2 separate regions of the Homo sapiens genome follow, and region 1 is linked to region 2. A link is an interaction called in ENCODE POLR2A ChIA-PET data of the cell type or tissue named here. Cell type or tissue: OCI-LY7. All regions are shown on one strand. Each heading gives the region's core, and the rest is flanking DNA. Links, peaks and the distances in the headings are about the cores only.

What was found. Peaks named below come from ENCODE experiments on the same cell type or tissue, not always from the same donor. Only the 100,000 strongest peaks of a DNase experiment are listed, where the experiment ranks them.
Region 1: POLR2A ChIA-PET joins it to region 2 with 6 read pairs; 1 of 35 experiments calls an interaction of 5 or more read pairs at or near these places.

Annotation. Positions count from the first base shown.
Region 1 is chr10:88,315,780-88,326,979 of GRCh38, reverse strand. The region is part of intron 5 of RNLS (renalase, FAD dependent amine oxidase); the gene reads left to right. The region is part of intron 1 of LOC101929727 (a long non-coding RNA gene); the gene reads right to left. Among named protein-coding and RNA genes, the nearest start is that of RNLS, 260 kb to the left of the region's middle. In OCI-LY7, for the core only: no CTCF peak of the experiment used is centred there; a DNase peak (open chromatin) is centred at 4,449; H3K27ac peaks cover 1,335 bases.
Region 2 is chr10:88,891,398-88,901,939 of GRCh38, reverse strand. It overlaps STAMBPL1 (STAM binding protein like 1), which reads right to left. Exons shown (of 11, transcript NM_020799.4): 2 at 202-284. The coding sequence starts at 231. Among named protein-coding and RNA genes, the nearest start is that of STAMBPL1, 16 kb to the right of the region's middle. RefSeq lists enhancers at 1-34, 3,012-3,101. In OCI-LY7, for the core only: no CTCF peak of the experiment used is centred there; a DNase peak (open chromatin) is centred at 209; H3K4me3 peaks cover 1,309 bases; H3K27ac peaks cover 1,969 bases.

The sequences.
Region 1 (11,200 bases), core at 2,095-7,094, 580 kb after region 2:
CCCCATGCAAGTCTAAAACCCAGCAGGGCAGCTATTCAATCTTAAAGCTCTGAAATGATCTCCTTTGACTCCATGTCTCACATCCAGGTCACACTGATGCAAGAGGTGGACTCACACAGTCTTGGGCAGCTCTACCCTTGTGGTTTTGCAAGATACAGCCCTCCTCCCAGCTGCTTTCACAGGCTGGCATTGAGTGTCTGCAGCTTTTCCAGCTGCATGGTGCAAGCTGCCATTGGATCTACCATTCTGGGATCTAGAAGATGGTGGCCCTCTTCTCACAGCTCCAGCTAGCTTGAGTTTCTCCCCAGAAAATGGGTTGTTTTCTATCGCATCATCAGGCTGCAAATTTTCCACTTTTATGCTCTGTATCCCTTTTAAACATAAGTTCCAATTTCAAATCATCTATTTGTGAATGCATAAAACTGAATGCTTTTAAGAGCACACAGACCACATCTTGAACACTTTGCTGCTTACAAATTTCTTCCACCAGATGCCTTAAGTCATCTCTCTCAAGTTCAAAGTTCCACACATCTCTAGGGCAGGGACAAAATGCCACTAGTCTCTTTGCTAAAGCATGGCAAGAGTGACCTTCGCTCTAGTTCCCAATAAGTTCCTCATCTCCATCTGAGATCACCTCATCCTGGACTTTATTGTCTGTATCACTATCAGAATTTTGGTCAAAACCATTCAACAAGTCTCTAGGAAGTTCCAAACTTCCCCACATCTTCCTGTCTTCTTCTGAGCCCTCTAAACTGTTCCAACCTCTGCCTGTTACCCAACTGCAAATTCTCTTCCACATTTTCAGGTATTTTTGTATCAATACCCCACTCTCTGAGGTACCAATTTACTGTATTAGTCTGTTTTCACACAGCTATGAAGACATACCCAAGACTGGGTAACTTATAAAGAAAAGAGGTTTAATTGACTTACAGTTTTGCATGGCTGGGGAGGCCTCAAGGAATTTACAATCATGGCGGAAGGCAAAGAGGAAGCAAGCTTGGGCCTTCTCACATGGCGGCAGGACAGAGAAAAGAGTGAGGAGCGAAGTGGGGAGAACCTCTTACAAAACCATCAGATCTCATGAGAAGTCACTCACTATTACAAGAACAGCATGAAGGGAAACCAACCCTATGATCCAATCACCTCACACCAGTTCTCTCCCTAGACACATGAGGATTATAGGGATTACAATTCAAGATGAGATTTGGGTGAGGACACAGCCAAACCATGTCAATCATAGAGAGACCAACACAATTGAGATAGAATTTATTTTTAAAAATGCGTGTTATGATAAGCAGCATGTAGTTGGATGTGACCCATTATGACAATCTTTTTCTTTAAATAAGTACATTTAACCTATTAATGGTTACAACTGTCATGACCATGAATCTGAGGCAGCTACAGTGCTTACTTCAAAACAAATGTTAATTTCTGTTTGGAGAGTCGGCAACTTCTGTAGCTTTTGATTGTAAGTATTTAATGCTTGAGCCTTCTAAATCTTAGTGCTCTATTAGCAGCTGATGATTATAATGCTGCTGCTACTGCTGGGGTTGCTGCTGTTTTTATCAACATTCGGTGTCCTGACCTTCACTCAAAATTGTAGACTAAAAACTGCTGTGGCTATTTCACACTCATTAGGATGGCTATTATTAAAAACAAAAACAGAACAAACAGCAAATAAGTATTGGTGAGGATGTGGAGAAATTGGAACCCTTGTGCATTTCTGGTGGGAATGCAAATGGTACAGCCTATGGAAAATGATGTGGTTATCAAAAAATTAAAGATAGATTTCCCATATGATCCAGCAATTCCACTTCTGAGTATCTACCCAAAAGAAGTGAAAGCAGGGACTTGAACTGAATTTGTACAGCAATGTTCATAGCAGCATCATTTACAATAGCTAAAAGGTAGAAGCAACTCAAGCGTCCATTGAAGGGTGAATGGATAAGCAAATTGTGACATATACATATGGTGGAATATCATTTGGCCTTAAGAAGGAAGGAAACCCTGACCTACTACAAAATATATGAACTTTGAGGACATCATGCTAAGTGAAATAAACCAGTTACAAAAGGACAAATACTGTATGACTCCATTTATACGAGGTGCCTAGAGTAGTCAAATTAATACAGACAGAAATAGAATGGTAGTTGCCAGGGCTGGGGAAGGGAGAATAGTTACTTATTGTTTAAGGGATATGGAGTTTCAGTTTAGGAAGATGAAAAAGTTTAGGAGATGGATAGTGGTCATTGTTGGCTTTTAAAAAATAAATTCAGGTGGCACCTGTGCAGATTTGTTACATGCGTATATTGTGTAATGCTGGCGTTTGGGCTTCTAGTAAACCCATTACCCAAATATTGAACATAGTACCCAATAGGGAATTTTTCAACTCTCTCCCCACTCCCATCCTTACCCTTTCTGGAGTGCCCAGTGTCTAGAATGCATATCCCATTCTTTCCATCTTTATATCATGTGTACCCATTGATTAGCTCTTACTTATAAGTGAAAATATGGGGTATTTGATCTTCTGTTTTAGTTTTTTTTTTTTTTTTGCAAAGGACACAATTTCGTTTTTTATGGCTGCATAGTATTCTGTGGTGTATGTATACCACATTTTCTTTATCCAGTTCACAATTGATGGACACTTAGCTTGATTCCCTGACTTTGCTATTATGAATAGTGCTGCAGTGAACGTACGTGTGCAGGTGTCTTCTTGATAAAATGATTTTTTTTTCCTTTGGGTAGATACCCAGTAGTGGGATTGCTGAGTAGAATGGTAGTTCTATTTTTAGTTCCTTGTGAAATCTCCATACCGTTTTCCGTAGGGGTTAAACTAATTTACGTTCCCACCAACAGTGTATAAGCGTTCCTTTTCTCTGCAGCCTTGCCAGCATCTATTGTTTTTTGACTTTTTAATAATAGCCATGCTGACTGGTGTGAGATGGTAACTCATTGCGATTTTGATTTGCATTTCTCTGATGATTAGTGATGTTGAACATTTATCCATATGTTTGTTGGTTGCTTGTATGTCTTCTTTTGAGAAGTATCTGTTCATGACCTTGCCCCACTTTTTAATGGGGTTGTTTTGTTTTGTTTTTCTTGTTGATTTGTATAAGCTCCTTATAGATTCTGGATATTAGACCTTTGTCAGATGCACAGTTTGTGGATATTGTCTCCCATTCTGTAAATTGTCTATTTACTCTGTTAATTAGTTTAATTAAATCCCATTTGTCTGTTTTTGTTTTTGTTACATTTGCTCTTGAGGTCTTAGTCATATATTCTTTGAATATGCCAACGTCCAAAGTAGTTTTTCCTAGGTTTTCTTCTAGTATTTTTATAGTTGCAGGTCTTACATTTAAGTATTTAATCTATCTTGACTTAATTTTTGTCTGTGGTGAAAGGTGGTGTTCCAGTTTCATTCTACTGCGTATCCCTAGCCAGTTTTCCCCCACATAATTTACTGAATAGGGTGTACTTTCTTCATTGTTTGTTTTTATTGACTTTGTCAATATCAGTTAGTTGTAGGTATATGGATTTATTTCTGTGTTCCGTATTCTGTTCCATTGATCTTTGTCTGTTTTTGTACCAATACCATGCTGTTTTGGATACTGTAGCCTTGTAGTATACTTTGAGTTTGGGTAATGTGATGCCTCCAGCCTTGTTCTCTTTGCTTAGGATTGCTTTGGCTAATTAGAATTGTTTTTTTCTAATTCTGTGAAAAATGATGTAGGTAATTTGGTAGGAACTTCACTGAATCTGTAGATTGCTTTGGGCAGTATAATCATTTTAACAATCTTGATTCTTCCTCTGTATGAGCATGGGATGTTTTCCAATTTGTTTGTGTCATCTATGTGTTCTTTCATCAGTATTCTGTTGTTCTCCTTGTATAGATCTTTTACCTTATTAGTTAAATGCATTTTTAGATATAGTATTTTTTGTGGCAAATGTAAGTGGGATTGAGTGTTTGATTTGGTTCTCAGCTTGAGTGTTGCTGGTGTATAGGAATGCAACTGATTTTTTTGTGCATTATTTTTGTATCCTGAAACTGTACTGAAGTCATTTATCAGGTCTAGGAGTCCTTTGGAGCAGTCATTAGGCTTTCTAGGTATAGGATCATGTCATCAGCTAGCAGAGATAATTCTACTTCTTCTTTTCCTATTTGTATTACTTTTATATCTTCTTCACACCTAATTGCTCTGACTAGGACTTCCAGTAATATGTTGAATAGGAGAAATGAGAGTAGACATCCTTGTCTTGCTCCCATTCCTAGGGAGTGTATTAGTCCATTTTTACACTGCTATAAAGAACTGCCAGAGATAATTTATAAAGTAAAGAAGTTTAATTGACTAACAGTTCTGCATGGCTGGGAAGGCCCCAGGAAACTTATAATCATGGCAGAAGGGGAAGCAGGCACTTCTTACATGGCAGCACATGAGAGAGCACCTGTGAAGGAGGAACCGTCAAACACTTTAAATACCATCAGATCTTGTGAGAACTCACTGTCATGAGAACAGCATGGGGAAAACTGCCCCCATGACCTAATCACCCCCAACCCCCGACACATGGGGATTACAATTTGAGATTAGATTTGGTTGGGGACACAGAGCCCAAACCATATCGGGGAAATGCTTTCAATTTTTCACCATTCAGTATGATGTTGGCTGTGGGTTTGCCATGTATGGCTCTTATTATTTTTAGTTAAGTTCCTTTGATGCCTAGTTCGTTGGAGGGTTTTTATTGTGAAAGGATGTTGGATTTTATTGAATGCATTTTTTGCATTTATTGAGATAATAATATGGTTTTTGTTTATGTGGTGAATCACCTTGATTTGTGTATGCTGAACCATCCTGGCATACCAGAAATAAAACCCACTTGATCACGATGAAATATCTTTTTGATGTGCAGCTAGATTCAATTTGCTAGCATTTCATTAAGAATGTTTGTGTCTGTGTACATCAGGGATATTGGCCTATAGTTTTCTTCCTTGATTGTGTCCTTGCCAGATTTTGGATGATACTGGTTTCATAGAATGAGTTGGGGAAGAATGCCTCCGCCTCAGTGTTTTGGAATCGTTTCATTGAGATTGGTACCAGCTTCTTTGTAAGTCTGGTAGAATTTGGCCATGAGTCTGTCTAGTCCTGAATTTTTGTTTTTCTTTTTTGGTTTGTAGATTTTTTGTTACTAATTCAATTTTCTAGCTCATTATTGGTCTGTTCAGCATTTTAATTTCATCTTGATTCAATCTTGTGAAGTTGTGTGTTTCCAGGAATTTATCCATCTCCTCTAGGTTTTCTAGGTGGTGTGCATAGAGATATTCATAATAGCTTCTGAGAATCTTTTGTATTTATGCAGTATCAGTTGTAATGTCACCCTTGTCATTTTTTGATTATGCTTATTTGAATATTCTTTTTCTTGGTTAATGTAGCTACTGGTCTATCAATGTTGTTCATCCTTTCAGAGAACCAACTTTTCATTTCGTTGATCTTTAGTATATTTTGTTGGTCACAATTTTATGTCATTCTGCTCTGATCTTTGTTAATTCTTTTGTTCTTCTATCTTTGGGTTTGGTTTGTTCTCATTTTTCTAGTTCTTTTAGATGTGACATTGGGTTGTTAATCTGAGATCTTTCTATCTTTTTGATGTAAACATTTAGCAGAATAAACTTTCCTCTTAGCCCTGCTTTTGCTGTATCCCAGGGATTTGGATATTTTGTTTCTATTTTCACTTGTTTCAAAACATATTTTGATTTGTGCTTTAATTCTTTTGTTTACCCAAAAGTCATTCAGCAGCAAGTTGTTTGTTTGGTTTCCATGTTCTTATGTGGTTTTTGATAGTTCCTCTTGGTATGATTCCTGATTTTATTCCACTGTGGTCTGAGAAGATGCTTGATATGATTTTGATGTTTTTAAATGTATTAAGATTTGCTATATGGCCAATCATATAGTCAATTTTAGAGACTGTTCTGTGCACAGATGAGAAAAACATACATTCTGTGGTTGTTGGATGCAGTGTTCTGTGGTGTTTACTGGGTCCATTTGGTCAAGAGTCCAATTTAAGTCCAGATTTTCTTTGTTGTTTTCTGCCTCAGTGTTCTATCTAGTGCCGTCAGCATGGTGTTGAAACCCCCTACTATTATTGTAAGGCTGTCTATCTCTTCTCTTTAGGTCTAGTAGTATTTGTTTTCTAAATCTTGGTGCTCCGATGTTGAGTAAACATACATTTAAAATAGTAGAATTTTCTGATTGAATTGAACCCTTTATCATTATATAATACCCTTCTTTGTCTTTTTTTTTTAATGTGTTTGTTTTAAAGTCTCTTCTATCTCACACAGGAATAGCAACCCTTACTCTTTTTTGTTTTCCATTTGTGTGATAGATCTTTCTCCATTCTGTTGTTTTGAGACTGTGGCTGTCATAATGTGTGACATTGGTCTCTTGAAAACAGTAGATGGTTGGGTCTTGTTTTTTTTAATCTAGTTTGCCAATCTGTGTTTCTCAGGTGGGGCTTTTATGCTGTTATGTTCAAGGTTAATATTGATATGTGAGGTTTTGTTCCTGCCATAGTGTTGTTAGCTAGTTACTTTGTATTCTCAATTGTGTAATTGCTTTATAGGATCCGTGTACTTTGGCCTTATGTGTACTTTTATGGTAGCAAGCATTGTTCTTTTGTTTTCATGTTTAGAACTTCTTTGAGCTTTTCTTGTAGGACTGGTCTGGTAAAGAAGAGTTCCCTTAGCATTTGCTCATCTGGGAAAACTTTATTTGTCCTTCATTTATGAGGTGTAGTTTGGCAGGGTATAAAATTCTTGGCTGACTTTTTTTTTTTTTCCTTTAGAGAGTTAAAAATATACCCCCAATCTCTTCTTGCTTGTAAGGCTTCTACAGAGAAGTCCACTGTTAGTCTAATGGTATTTCCTTTATGGGTAATTTATCCCTTTTTTTCAGGTGCCTCCCTTTGAGAATTTTTTTTTCATGTTGACCTTGGATAGTCTGATAATTATAGGCCTTGGTGACTATCATCTTCTGTAGTATCTTGCGAGAGTTTTCTAAATTTCTTATATCTGGATGTTGATGATTCTAGCAAGGTTAGTAAGATTTTCCTGAATTACTGTCTCCAATATGTTTTCCAGGTTGCTTTCTTTTTCTTCTTCTCTCTCAGGAATACCAACCAGTTGTATGTTTGTTCACTTTACATAATCCCATATTTTTCAAAGGCTTTCTTCATTTTTCTAAATTCTTTTTTATTTTTGTCTGACTGGATTAATTTGAAAGACCACATTTCAAGCTCTGAAATTCTTTCTTCTGCTTGTCTAGGTTATTGTTAAAGCTTCCAACTGTATTTTGAAATTCTTTCCATGAATTTTTTCATTCCAGAAGTTCTAATTGTTTGGGTTTTTTTTCTTTTTTTGACATAGCTGTCTCATCTTTTATAGCCTGAATTGTTTTTCTGGTTTCTTTGTATTGGATTTCAACTTTCTCTTGGATCTCATTGAGTTTCCTTAAAATCCATATTTTGAATTATTTGTCTGCCATTTCAGACTTTTCATTTTTGTTAGGACCTATTGCTACAGAGCAAATGAAATACTTTGGAGGTGTCAATCCACTCTAGGTTTTTTTTTGCTACTAGAGTTCTTGCACTGATTCCTTCTCATATGAGGGATCTGTCACGTTTATTTTTTAATTTTCTGTCCTTTTGATAGGACTTTTACATTTTGTAATTCTTTTTTATCTTGAGGGTATGTTGTATGTTGTGTATGATCATTTGGCCTCCTTTCCAGGTGCTTTCAGAGGACCAAGGTGCTGTATGGGTCCTTCATTGTGGGTAGCTTTTGTGTGGTGGCTTTCTCGGATGCTGCTTGTTGTAGCAATATATTTGACATATGAGCTAACACTCTATCTACTGCTTGGCTGAGGGTATGGAAGTCTCATCACATACACTAGCACTCAGCCCTTCTGGCAGCAGGTGTTTTATTTGGTGGTGGAGTTCAAGCTCTAGTCCAGTAGGTGGCACTTAAGAGTAAGAGCTGGCCCACCCACAGGTAGATTGATGATGAGCGGAAGCACCTGCCCTGATATAGAGGGGAGGAGATTTTGTTGGAGCATGCTGAGGTCTTTGGGGAAGGAGCAGTTGGGGAAGTGCACCAGCTCCTCATCCTGACCAGGCAGGAATGCCAGCTGCTTCCCCTATCACACCATGTCACAGGGCTCCCAGCCTTCAGTTCATAAAGACTTTTTCCTTTGGTTCCCAGCTGCAATGTGGCTATGGGCTACTGATATACCATTTTGGCAGCTACCACCAAGATGGTCTTGGGGCAGAGCCCCTTCCCCCAGTCCAGAGCAGACAACTCTGTGGCTTGTCTGTGTCCTCCATTGCCAGGATGCTGCTGTTTTGTGTAGGGTCAGGGAGTTGGGCCCTGCCCTTTGTGCAAGCCCAAGCAGCATGGGCTCACTTTCAGCGAGTGTGGATTCACTACAAAAAGTGTGATAAGTGCTTTCTCCAGGTGCACATATACCAGCCCCCAGCCAGAAGAACCACTACTGCATCCTCAACAGTGGCTAAAGGTGGCAAGGGGTGGATGACTCCCTCTCCACAACCCTTCCTAGCCATCAGTGCTACCCCCTTCACCGATTGGTGCCACTTCCTTCATTTCCTTTGTCCCAAGGGAGACTTTAGTGGGCTGTGCTCCCCATTGCCTTCAGGGCAGCCCACCAAGGGTGAGATCTCCAGGGCTCCCACAGCTCCACAGGGACCCAACAGCCCCATGTTTGCCAGAGACAGAATGGGTTGTGGGGTATGTTTGTGGGGAATCTCGTGGTGTGGTGACTCAAGGGCAGAGATTCCCTGGGCAGGGCAGTGTCCCACCACAGGTGCACAACCAGCATGGCTCAGTTCAGCCATGTCAGTTCAGGTCTGAGGGGAGTGTAGGCATGCTTAACATGAGCTGGCCACCTGGTTCTTTGCCCCTGGAAAATTCCCCCAAGTCACCACTGACAGCATTGCCCGTGATCCAGAGGGCAGAGGGGCTCCCCAACAGTTTGACAGTCAGTGAATTGTTGCAGGGGTGAAGGGAGCAGAGAAGCACACCCACTACCCCTTAGCACAGGGTTCTGAGTTCCTCAGGGGTCAATCTCTGCCAGACCCTTGCTGCTTTTTTTTTCTGCATCTCAGCTTTTTCCCCTGGGCACTCTGTCAGGTCCTGGATCTCTTCTGTAAGTTTTGCATTTGGAACTTGTCCATTCACAGATAACTTTGATCTTTCTGAAAAGAGCTGGCATCTGATGTCACTAGACAGGCATCTTGAAAACCAGCAGCTTGATGGTGACTGTTATAGAACAAAGTGAACATACTCAATGCTACTGAACTGTATATGTAAAATAGGTTAAAACAGTAAATTTTATGTATATTTTACGAAACACACACAAAAAAATCAAATCCTGCTCTGCCTATACCCAGGAATAGTCTTCCATTGTCGCTGGGGTGTTGATGTAATGATCAGTCTTAATGCTTTGAGAGAAGTCAATTCTGTTATCCCTTTCTAAAGCTGCTCTTTCAACAGTGGAGAGGTGGAAACAAGAATATTACCTAGGAATGCCTTCTGTTTGTGTAGCACTTTATGTTTGAAGGAAGGCTTTTATGTGAGTAATTCATTTAATCCTCATGGCAGCCTTGTAAGGTCAGTAGTGTTGCTCCCTTTTAATTGATGGAAAAAAGTGAAGCCTGAGAGATTAAGTTGTCCAAGATTACAGGGCTATTAAAGGATGCAGAGGTTCAAATACTTATCTTCTGACTCTATAGCCATTGATTTCCCAAAGTAGAGAAATAATTGTCAACTTACTGTGAGCTTTACATTTAAAATGCCAAAAGCTAGGTGATATTCTTGTTAAACTGAATAAAGAAAAGAAAAAGAAAAATAGCATCATTAACTTCCCCGTGACCAAGGAATAATGATTATGCTGAATTTATGCTCTAGATCCTATTAACATATTTGTGGCTTTTTATACTGCTCTATTTTCAAACTTTGATCACGTTTAAATTCTGCTTGACTCTTTGTATTTTTAGACTTTAGCTTCTGAAAACACACTCTGATTTAGGGTTGGGGGAGCTTTTCCCCAAAACTTACTGTTTTCAGTCATAGCTATTCAAATTTTCATCTAAATTTTCAAAATAAATGTACAATTCAAATAAAAATAAGTAGGCAGGTTGTTCTCTCATTGTTATGCGAGAACTATTTCACTTTAGGTCTTAAATTTCATGTTTTATTGCTCTCCGTGGAGTGGATGGTTAATGTAAATGGGAGAAACCTGGCATCACACCATCACTGGTCTTAGTGACTTTACGAGTTTCCCCTGGAACAAATAGCTGGGTCAGTGCAACCTCCCAATTCTCAGCATGCAGCTAGCATTCATTTTCCTTTGAAGCCTGACATAGATAAGTCAACTCAGAGCCCCAACTTCCCTGCTTCAGAATGCTGACCTAGTAGTTTTCTCTGTTGCTGGGAAGATGTGGTACTGTATGGAAGAGGGGTGGCATTGATACCCCGTCACTGTGAACAAGCCTCCCTGAGTTTATTAACTGATAACATAAATAAAACTTCCTAAGGCAATATGCAATAGATTTCTCACTGTGGTGGTATTCTGTGAAAGAAATTGAGATTTTCCACTCCTGAGTCCTTCCCTCTGTACAGAACCTGTAAAGTCTTCACTGACAGGTTACACATTGAACATTCAAAGAGATGGCCCCTCTATTTCCTCTTTCAAGTTGTTCCAGCTACTGTGAGGTGAAAATACTGTACAGCCCAGCTTACCATTGCATTTACTGCACAAATTCTGAATTCAGGTCCCTCACCTCGTATATGTGAAACTCCTTGGAAGCATTCACTTCACTTTAAAAAGTTTGCAGCATGTTGGGACTCTCTTCTCTTGTGTTTTGCCATAAAATTCATAAACCAGGGTTCCTTGTGCTGAGTGCAAAGGAAAAATGAAGTACTTTCACAAAACATGACTCACACCTATAATTTAGGCAACACTGAGGAAGCTTTACGCGTGTCTCTGGCTTATTGCTTCCATTCCCATAGCTTAGATTTATTAAGCACCTATTCTGTGTCAGAAACTGTGCTGAGTATTTCATGTGTACTATGTTATTTAATGCACATCATAGACCTATGTGGTGGCTACTAACTTATTCTCATTAAAAAAAAAAA
Region 2 (10,542 bases), core at 1-5,000:
GTGGAAAATAAAATTTATTTTTAAGTCTTACAAAGATAGCTTTATTAGTCACTTCCTCAAAGAAGACAACCACACAGATGGATGAAAAACTACAAGTGCTAAACTTCTTAAAGTAATTGTGACTCATTTCACATTTGTATGTTTCTGTTCTTCTTTTTGGGCTTTCCAACCAAATGTTAGATATCAGCTGGTGTGACCTACCAGAGAATTCACAGTAAAAGGCTGATCCATGTTGTCTTATCTGTGAAATGAGGATGTTCACTGTTTCTTCTCAATCACTTCATCTGTTTCAAAAACAAGAAGCAGAACTAAAGTTATTTTTTGAGACCCAAGTTTGAAATCCCAAACCCCAGGGTTATCTCTGCCTCAGACAAACAGGAACAAATTGAAATAACCTATATAACCTGAGTGTTTAGAGAGACTGTTGGAAATCTCTTCCTGAAAATACAAAACTGCAAGTGGTTATAGTTTCCTGAAGCTGATCTTTAAAAGTGAAGGTGTGAAAATAATTCACATTTGACTGACACCCAGTATGAATCTGCTGCGGGATACCTTACTTAGAACTCTATGCAAGGTTATAAAGTAGGTTTGCTTTCTTCAAAGGAATAAAGAAGATAATACTGATTAGAAGCATGGACTGTTAAACTTAGAGCCAGTCTGGATTTAAACTCAACCTTAGAACTATAACAGGCAGAATTCTAAGATAGCTCTGTGATTCCTGCCCCTTGATATCTGTAGGTTTGTGTAATCCTCTCCACTTGAGTGTGTTTAAGACCTGTAGTTGGCTTCTAACCAATAGAAGACAGCAAAGGTCATGGAATATTATTCCCATGAATATGTTGAATCACATGACAAAGATGAAGAGATATTGTAGATATAAGAATCCCCCTAATAATGTTAAGCTAATTAAAAGAAAAATTATCCTGAGTGGTCTGGATCTAATCAGGTAAGACCTTTAAAAGAAGTAGATTCTCTCCTGCTGGCCTTAAAGACTCAGCCACCACAAGTTCCAAAGCTGCAAGGAAATTAATTCTGCCAATGATCATACAAGCTTGGAAGATGACTGCAAGCCTCTGATGAGACTCTAGCCCATGTCAACAAGTCAATTGCTGCCTTGTGAGACCATGAGTAGAGGATCTAGATAAGCTGTGCCTAGACTCCTGAACCAAAAAGCAGCAAGATAATACATGTATATTTAAGCCTTTAATTTCATAAAAATTTGTAAAGCAGCAATAGAAAACAAATATGTTTAGCTGTGTGACTGCAGGGAAGTTATATAGCCTTTCTGTGCATCTACAAAATGGGAGAAACAGTGGTTCCTACATCATGTGGTTGTTCTAGGATCAAATGAGTTAGCACATAAAGTCTTTAGAGTATCAATAGCTCCTAGCATATAGTCAATATTTTATCAATGTTAGCTATTATTAGAATCTTTATTTTATAGTTGAGACAACTGAGGCTCAGAGAAGTCAAGTGAATGTACCCAAGTTTAAATATTAATTCAATAAATATTAGTAATTCCCATCCTTTTTATGCTAGTTTAGGTCAAGCTCTGTATCACCACTTTCCACTTCTAAATTTATTTTGTCCTTTATACCCCATTCATCACTTAGATGACTTTGAACATGGATCTTCTCCTCAGTTCCTCACTTAGGAAACAAGGGGTTAAGATGGATTCCTTTCAGTTATAATATTCAGTGATTCTAGAAATCTCAGAAGTAGATCAATCAACAGCTCCAGTGCTATTTTCTGGCCTAAATCCATGGTGGAGGAACCCTTCAAGAAAAATTACTCTTGTATTCCAGTCTTTCCCCTCCATTGTCTCCAGTAATCCCTGGGGTAAACATTGAGCTCTAAGCCTGCAGGCTAAAAAATGCCCAAGAAAGAAAAAACATGGTTCATCACAGTGTAGTTTAGAAGCTGAGTTAACAATTTTGGCACCACTGAATGTAGGCAATCCCAACTGAGGAATTAATACTTCTCAGTGAGAAGAAATAAACCAGGAAAAAAAGACGTTAAAAGCGTTAAAAAGACAGAGCAAAGGCTTATGGGGAATGTGAAGCCGGGGAGGGAGGGGAACAAGAAAACACTAGTAAGTCATTTATTAGGGCCTTATAAAAGAGTAGAATTGGCCAGACACAGTGATTCACGCCTGTAATCCCAGCACTTTGGGAGGCCGAGGCAGGCGGATCACCTGAGGTCAGGAGTTCAAGACCAGTCTGGGCAACGTGGTGAAACTCCGTCTCTACTGAAAATACAAAAATTAGCCAGGCGTGGTAGTGCACGCCTGTAATCCCAGCTACTAGGGAGGCTGAGGCAGGAGAATTGCTTGAATCCATGGGGCGGAGGATGCAGTGAGTTGAGATGGCACCACTACACTCTAGCCTGGGTGACAGAGCGAGACTCCAGCTCAAAAATAAAATATTTAAAAAGTAGAATTATTTCTTTTGATGATTGCTCAGATCCATAAAGAGAGAGCATAGAATTTAAAAGGTTGAAAATATTAGGATAGCGGTTTTTACATTTTACTGCATCTAAAATCACATAAACCTGAGATCTGTTTAAAATGCAGTCTCCTAAGACCCACCCTAAGGATTCTGAATCCATCGGTTTTAAGCCCACAAGTAGGTATTGTCAGATATGGCCCAGTCATTCCAATACATGAGGTTTCCAAACAATACTTTGAGAGACACTGCATTTCAGAATGAATTAAGCAGGATTCTTAATTGCAGGCAAAGGTCTGACTCTTGAATTCACAGAAGGATAATGAAAAAAAACACAAACTTCTAGGAAGGCCAGAGAAATCAGGTTTGGAAGCTACATATCCAAGAACACTGCCCCAGACTACACAGCAGCATTGGTCTGGTGAAAACACCTCTGCTATCTCTATCACTTGATGAACAGGGGATTCTACAGCTTCTACTACCAACACCAGCAACTCCAGCAACTAGCTGCTGCCCTGGGAACGATGTGCAGCCGCCATGTACTTCTGCATGTCTCTAGTTTCTATTTCAAAGCATGAGATGCAGATGTCTGACTGGCAAAGTCTGGGTCCCATGCCTGCAGCCTGGCTGAAAAGATGGCCGAAAATGTAAATATCTAGCACTTTATCCTCCTGTAGGAGGCAGTGGGATATGCCAAGAGAGGAAAGGTGGATTCAGGGCTGGGTGACCAGAAAACAATGCTAAGTGTGAGCAGAAACAATGAAACAAACATCTCTGTAATGAGCTTCTATATGTATGAAATGTTTAAACATATCTTAAACATCAGAGTTTATTAAATTACTATAGATAAAAACTATTCACTCCCACATATGAATATATTAATAATTCAGAAATAGAAGCCAACTCCCCTCAAATCTAAGATGAAAGAAGTTCACAGACTGGTCAGTCAACTTATTTTTTGAACCATGTATTAGCTGATGGTCCTGTCTTAATTCCTTTATCTTTTTGCCCCCTAGTCCTGGCACTTACAGTTGCATTATAAACAATTGCAAGATCAACATAAACAGGTATGTTTTCTAGTTCAGTGGCTCTCAAAATGTGGTCCAGGTTCCCCACGATCCTGTCAGGGAGTCTGTGAGGTCAATATTACTTTCATAATATTACTAAAGCATTATTTGACTTTTTAAATATCAATCTTTCACAGTTGTATAGTGGAGATTTCCAGAGGGTACAAGAGTTAATGGAATGCTTACTTGCATACTCTTATAAATGTCTGTTTTGATTTTTAATACAGTAAATATAAATAGATATAACTCACATAAACAAAGCTTTTTAGTGTCCTTAGTAATTAAGAGTGTAAAGGGGTTCCAAGACCAATAAAGTCTGAAAACCACGGCTCTAGATCAACAATGCAAATGAATAAACAAAACAAAAACTCACTATGCTACCTCAATCTAATCAGAAATAAAGTGGGCCAGGAGAATCTAAAACAGGAAAAATTAACAGCAAGTACCACTTGCCATTTGTGCTACTGTGGTCTTACTAAAACAATTAGAAAATTTGAACTGAGGGTACAGTAAGAGGTACTTCACCTCATAGTACTTGAGATCCACAGATGCTAACTAATGGGAAGTATTCAGTATCATGCAAGAATAAAATAAATTCCCCCTCCAAAGTGGAGGTCCAAAGTGCTACAAAGCACACGGTGCAAACAGCCTTTGGAGTGAGATAAGCCTGGGTGTTGAGTCTAGGCTCTATCATTTGCTTGCTAAATATCCTTTACTGAGCCCCCTCCAAGGTTTACTTTACTCATTCGGCAGGGCGCTTGTCACAGCCACACTTCGCTGCTTTTAGAGTGGCTTAAAACTAATGGAAAACATTCATCAGAAACGCCCGCTTTAATCTCAGCCTACTCCCTGACCTCTACCTCACATTCTTGTGGCTTGATAACATCTGATCATCTGAACTACAGCCTTGTGATCTGTTTAACCTCTAAGATATCTCTTCAGAGTTCTTGCTTCAGAGCTCTTGCCTTCTTGCTTTTATTGCTAGCCCCTTTTCCTGACCATAACCTCCAAAGACATCATCATTTTTTTTCTTTAATCTGACCTTTTATAGAGGAGTAGGGGAGTGTCTGCTTTCTGTTAATCCGACTCACAAGAATGTGGGGAATCATGGTGTCAGAACCATACATATTCACAATGAGCACATGGAGGCCAACCCCTGTCCCAGAGATTCAGCTAACAAGTAGCTCCCAGAACCAACTGAGCAGTCGACTGTGCCCAGAGGGGATGTGGCCAAAATGCTGTCTCATCCATAAGTGGCCTGGGAGGGGGTAAGTATCCTCTCCAAATTGGTATTTCACAGCTCTGAGCTTGTAACAGTTTATTCTCTACATAACCATAGCAAAATCCTCTTGGCTTTTGTGTCCCTGCAATGTTTCCAAGTCTGAAGTCCCCCATGGAAACATGGAAGAGTCTCAACAATTCTGCCCTTTAAAATCAGCAGCAAACAATGCAAGAATGAACAGAGGAAAATATCTGACCTAGCATGGTGCTTATTTTGTGATTTTTTCAGCCTTAATTTCCTTTTCTTTTCTTTCTTTCTTTTTCTTAAAATAGTGTGTGTGTGTGCGTGCGTGCATGTATGTGTGTGTTTGTGTGTGTGTGGCAAAGTTCAGAATCCTGACCCATTTTCATCCACAGAGAAATATTTTCCAGAATTCAGAAAGCAGATGATTACCAGGCAGTGAACGGTCTCCTAAGAGACTCAGCATACAGTAAACAGCCAGCGAGACCATCACCCAAATGTGCCATTTTCTCCCAGGCACTTCTTTTGACTTGAGTGCCCTAGTGACCTGGATAAGTAGGTGTGGCCCATTGGCAGTTAAGAGAGGACAGAGCACCTTATACCACCTCCAGCAGTCTCATTTCTAATTGGCCAAACCAACAGCCACTGGGTTAGTGGTCATGTTTTCCAGGAAGAACATGGTGCAATTTACTCAGTTGGAGGTAGACAAAGAAAATTATTGTAACTCAGCCTGTAGGCTGCAATGACCTAATCTGATTTAGATAAAGAGAGGTAAAGGGTCATTCCCATGTCTTAAATGACAGAGACACAAAGAAGGATCTCCTGAGTCACAGTCTTACAGATTGGGCCCTACTTCAGGAAAAATAAATAAATCTAGGCCCACCCTTCATGTCCCTTTTGAAGGATTTTAAAAATTCAGACATCAAAAGCAAAGATTACATTGATTTGTTTTTACACTTATCTTCTATAATATCTGCAATCAGAAATATGCTGTGACATAGATGATAAATTATCTTTACTAAAATATTGATAAGATAAAAACGAAATGATCATAATATTAGAAATAGCTTTTATTGGATTTTTTCCCTATATTTGTAAGTACTATATATTATCATTTACTAGGTGCCAGGTGCTTGTCTGTTACTTCTAGAGGTATATTCCACATTAAATATACCAGTCACAACAGAATGGTTTATATTAGATCAATGAGCAAGAATGTAGTTGTTACAGGAAAGATGATTAAACAAACCACTCCTGATGCATGTGTTAAATTACCTTGAGGTAGATCTAGGCTACTGTGAGTGCAAGAAAGTCACATACTGGGCCATAAAATAATTATTTTGCATAGTGTAATACAAACTTTTTATCCAGCCACCAAGATGAAGTGGTTCGGTGCCCTTAGCACGAAGAGCTCAGGTTTGGGGGCCATATACTACTTTAGGAGGGGCCAGTTTCTATCACTAGTTGGGAGTGCTACAGCAGCTTATTTAACCTTTTTGTGCACCTTATCTTCATCTATTAAATAGGCACAACAATAGCTTTCCAGAAGAATTCAACTAAAGCTTAAATGAGGTAATAAAGTTCCATTATAGTTCCCAGCTTGCAGGAAGAAACTCAAAGAAAATCAGTTCTTTCTCACAGCAAATGTTGGAGAGGTGAGGTTAATGACCTCTGCTAAAAGTTGACTTCTATTACAGATATCAGATGGTCGGTTGATGTGTAACTACTTGCTTCTTTGCAATGAGCTTTTGACAGACAGTTATCTATCCCCTAGCCACCACTACTTCTTCCTCACCAGCAGGGCCCAGTCCCACTAGAGATAGTCACTTTCTCAGTCTCCCTTGTAGTCAGGACTTGGCTGGTTGGCAAGTAACCAAATATTGGACAATGAGACCTGAGGGGAAATCTGTTGGGAGGATTCTGTGAGAAATTTTCATCTCTAATACAAAGAGACATCCTAGGGAATATATGCCTTTTCATCAGCTGAACATGTGACTTCACATAAGTTTTAAAAGGCAGCAGCCATTTTGCAACCTAGAAGGGTCAAGTCCAAGGACAGCCAGTGTCTGGAGGATGGCAGAACCCAAGGGTGGAATGAGCCTGGCTCCTTGCTCACATGGCTGAGCTGCTGATCTTACCCTAAAACCGTTCTCTTCTAAATTGTTATTATATAAGATTTAAAATGCCATTACAAAAGGCACTCTTAGGATTCTGTAATATGCTCCCTAATTAGCATAGGATTCCTCTGGAAATATAAGAAAATCTTTAGCTATATGAATCCCGTGACAAAAGAGGTGATTCTGAATAGTAAAATAGTAAATAATAATCATAAAATATTATGAGATTTAAATATTTTTGAAGGAAACAGTTCTAAGATATATTATTTACTCCTTAACTTAAAATAGAAACATTAACCCTTTCTTCATAATTCAACATTAACAATGCTTCCCTCCATTTCTAATTTGCTCCGTTTAATCTGTCATTCATTTAGAAAAAAATCACTTAAAAGGCAACTTATTTACTAAACTTCTTGAATTCGGTCTTTTTCCTCCTTTAATCTATTTTCTCTCATTGATAAAAATTATTTGAGATTATTTACAGAATGAAAGTATAGACTAGGTGTGCATCAGGAGAGATCTTCTGTGAGTGAACCACCTGCTGATTACAGTGAATGTGCTACATGATTTCTAATTTTGCTGCTCAAAATGCCTTTTATCTTGTTTTTTCTAGACTGCCTTCTAGGTAAGAGTGAGCTGAATTCTGGGCAGGCAAGGTACTATGTCGCCTTCAATAGAAAAAGATAGCCAAAAAAAAAACCTGTATAAAACAATAGGTACCATTAGCAGAATGCTTTCGTTCCCTGGCTAACTGGATGCATGAACACACATGATCTCAGTTAGCCTTCTCCAATAGGAGGTAGTTGAGCCTTGGGATTAGACATGCAGTCTCCAGGGTTAGAACATCTGAATTCAAATTCTGGCTCCAGGAACCACTAACAGCAGAACTGCAGCTTCCCAAACTGCAAAGGAGGTTGATAATGAATAGGGGTACTGAGAAGGTAAAGTGAGATAATGCTTGTAAAACATATAGCACAATGCTTGGTGCCAGGAAACACTCAAATGATTACGACCATGATTTCCATTTTACAGATAAGAAAACTAAAGCCTAGAAGAGATAAGTAATTCAAGCAAATGACAGAGCAGGGACTCTAAGTGCACAGGAGTTCAGGGCTTATACTCACAGTCACACTGCAACACTAACGACTTGCCTCTCATAATAATCAGGAAAATCCAAGAGAAGGTCACATCCTTGGGCCTTGGACAAGAATGAAAAAATTTACTGTGGAAATGAAGATTTCAGTTCAGCATTACAACTATCTGATTCATTATCTCCTCCCTGCCAAAGAAATAAAAGGACATTCATTCCCTTCACATTTTTTTGTTGGAGAGGAAATTTCACTCTTGTTGCCCAGGCTGGAGTGCAATGGTGCAATCTCAGCTCACTGCAACCTCCGCTTCCTAGGTTCAAGCGATTCTCCTCTTTCAGCTTCCTAAGTAGCTGGGATTACAGGCATGCACTACCATGCCTGGCTAATTTTGTATTTTTAGTAGAGACGGGGTTTCACTATGTTGGCCAGGCTGGTCTCGAACTCCTGACCTCAGGTGATCCGCCCGCCTCGGCCTCCCAAAGTACTGGGATTACAGGTGTGAGCCACCGTGCCCAGCTCCCTTCACTTTTTTCATCGGCAGAATGATTCAGTGTTTGTGGACTGACTACATGGTATATGTAGTTAAGAAATTCAAATCCATAATTATTCTATCTAGACACAGTTCAATTCAAAATATTTGCTGGTTTTTAATATAAATTCTACATTTTTGTGCTATATCAAAGGCATTTCATATGCTCATCAATGTGCTAATTTTAGATTCTTTTCTAAATGTGATGATTCAATTAATATGCATTATAAAACACTTGGCAAATGAATTTGAGGTGCTGGAGAGAGATTCATATTTGTACACAGATATTTTTTCACCACAAATTCATATGAACTTGCTAATTTGCTCTCCTCCTGTTAAAATACTAAACATTCCTGGAAATAATGCATTTCTAAAGATAAGCTACCCATAAGGCACTAAACTTTAATGTACCTTTTAATATACTTCCTTTTTTATTGGAATTTTGCTTTTAAGAAAATACTATCCAAAAGATACTTAGTTCAATGAAGTATAATGAGTCACAAATAAATGTTTGAAATAGCATCATTTTCCTGCCTGCCAGTTGCCTGAAAGCTCAGAAATGTAGTTAGTCCTTGGGCATTATTAATCAATTTTATTTAATTTTCATAACTTTCTTAAGGACAGTAGTTCTACAAAATGGACTGAGTCCAGCACTATTATTCAAAAGCAAAAGAGGGCCATCCTGAAGTACTTGTCATCCACTGCTTCTCCAGTGTTCTCCAACCACAAGAATCTTAACTGTTTAACATGTCACAGCAGAGGCTGTATTCATACATTTGGTTTTGCACTGGACAATCTCTTCAATGCAGTAGGCAGAAACAGAAAAAAGTTTCCTTCTTAACTTTCCCTGGCAATCCATTTTAAAGAGTTTTCTTGAAGAGCTCCTTATTCTGGCAAAGTTGTTAGCAAGTGGTCATCTGCTGTCCAAATTTGCTCACCATTCATCCCCTTCCTACCTTCCTACCCTAGAGCTGACATCCCCCTGATTTGGATGCCATGTTCCCTCTGGGAGTGGTTCCTGGATAACTTGCCTGCATTACAATGACTTGGTGGAGGAGGGGTGTGCTGGCCACACACACACACACACACACACACGCACACGCACACACACAGACACATACACAAACCCCACAGATTTCTAGGCCCCACTGAGTCAAAATTTCTGGGAAGGGTGCCCCAGGGATCTCCAGCCCAGGATGTTTTTATGCACATTAAAACTTGAGACTCACTGCATTAAACAGTTACAAACCCCCACTAAGCACCTGGCCCTGATCAGCTGAACTTTCCCTATTTAAAATCAACTCCTGCCTTGGCCTCTCTGAAGTGGAGGTGTTTCCTTTCTCCTCCCTCACCCTGCATCTCAAATATTAATATTTCATCTTTTTTTCTTGATATATCTTTATTCTATAAGACACCTTTTTTTTTCATGGCTTCAGCTTAATTTGAGCTTTAGCATTGTACCTTCAAATGTCCTCCATCCATTTCCACCAGGATACCCAACTGTTATTTTTCATTCAATACAATCCAAGGCTAAATGGATCTTTCCTGTAAAAACTGATAGCTCCAAATAAATTTATTTATTCATTCATTTATTCAATGTTACTTATAAAGCCCCTACTTTGTGCTTTTATGGACCTTACATTCTGCTAAGGACCAGGAATGGGGCAGAGAGGTGTAAAAATAATAAACAATTATCTACACAATTATCTAATAAAGATTGTGGTGACTGTGAGAAAGATGAAATACAGAAAACAATGAGAGTTATGCATTTTTTTGGCAAAAAAATACCTTATAAGTGATGGTGTATCCTCCATGATGTATCAGGAGACATATGTTATTGATTTGTTCAATTATTAATGATGTTAATCGTGATATTTGTTTAAGTTATATCGGTCAGGTTTCTCCACGATACTATTTTTCTCTTTATAATTGAAAAGTATCTTGTAGGGAAACTATGCAAATATACCATTGCCCACTAATTTTAGCATTTGAAGATTTTTTTCCCTGAGACAATTATTGTGGTGTTTGAAAGTGGCCATTTTTCTATTTCT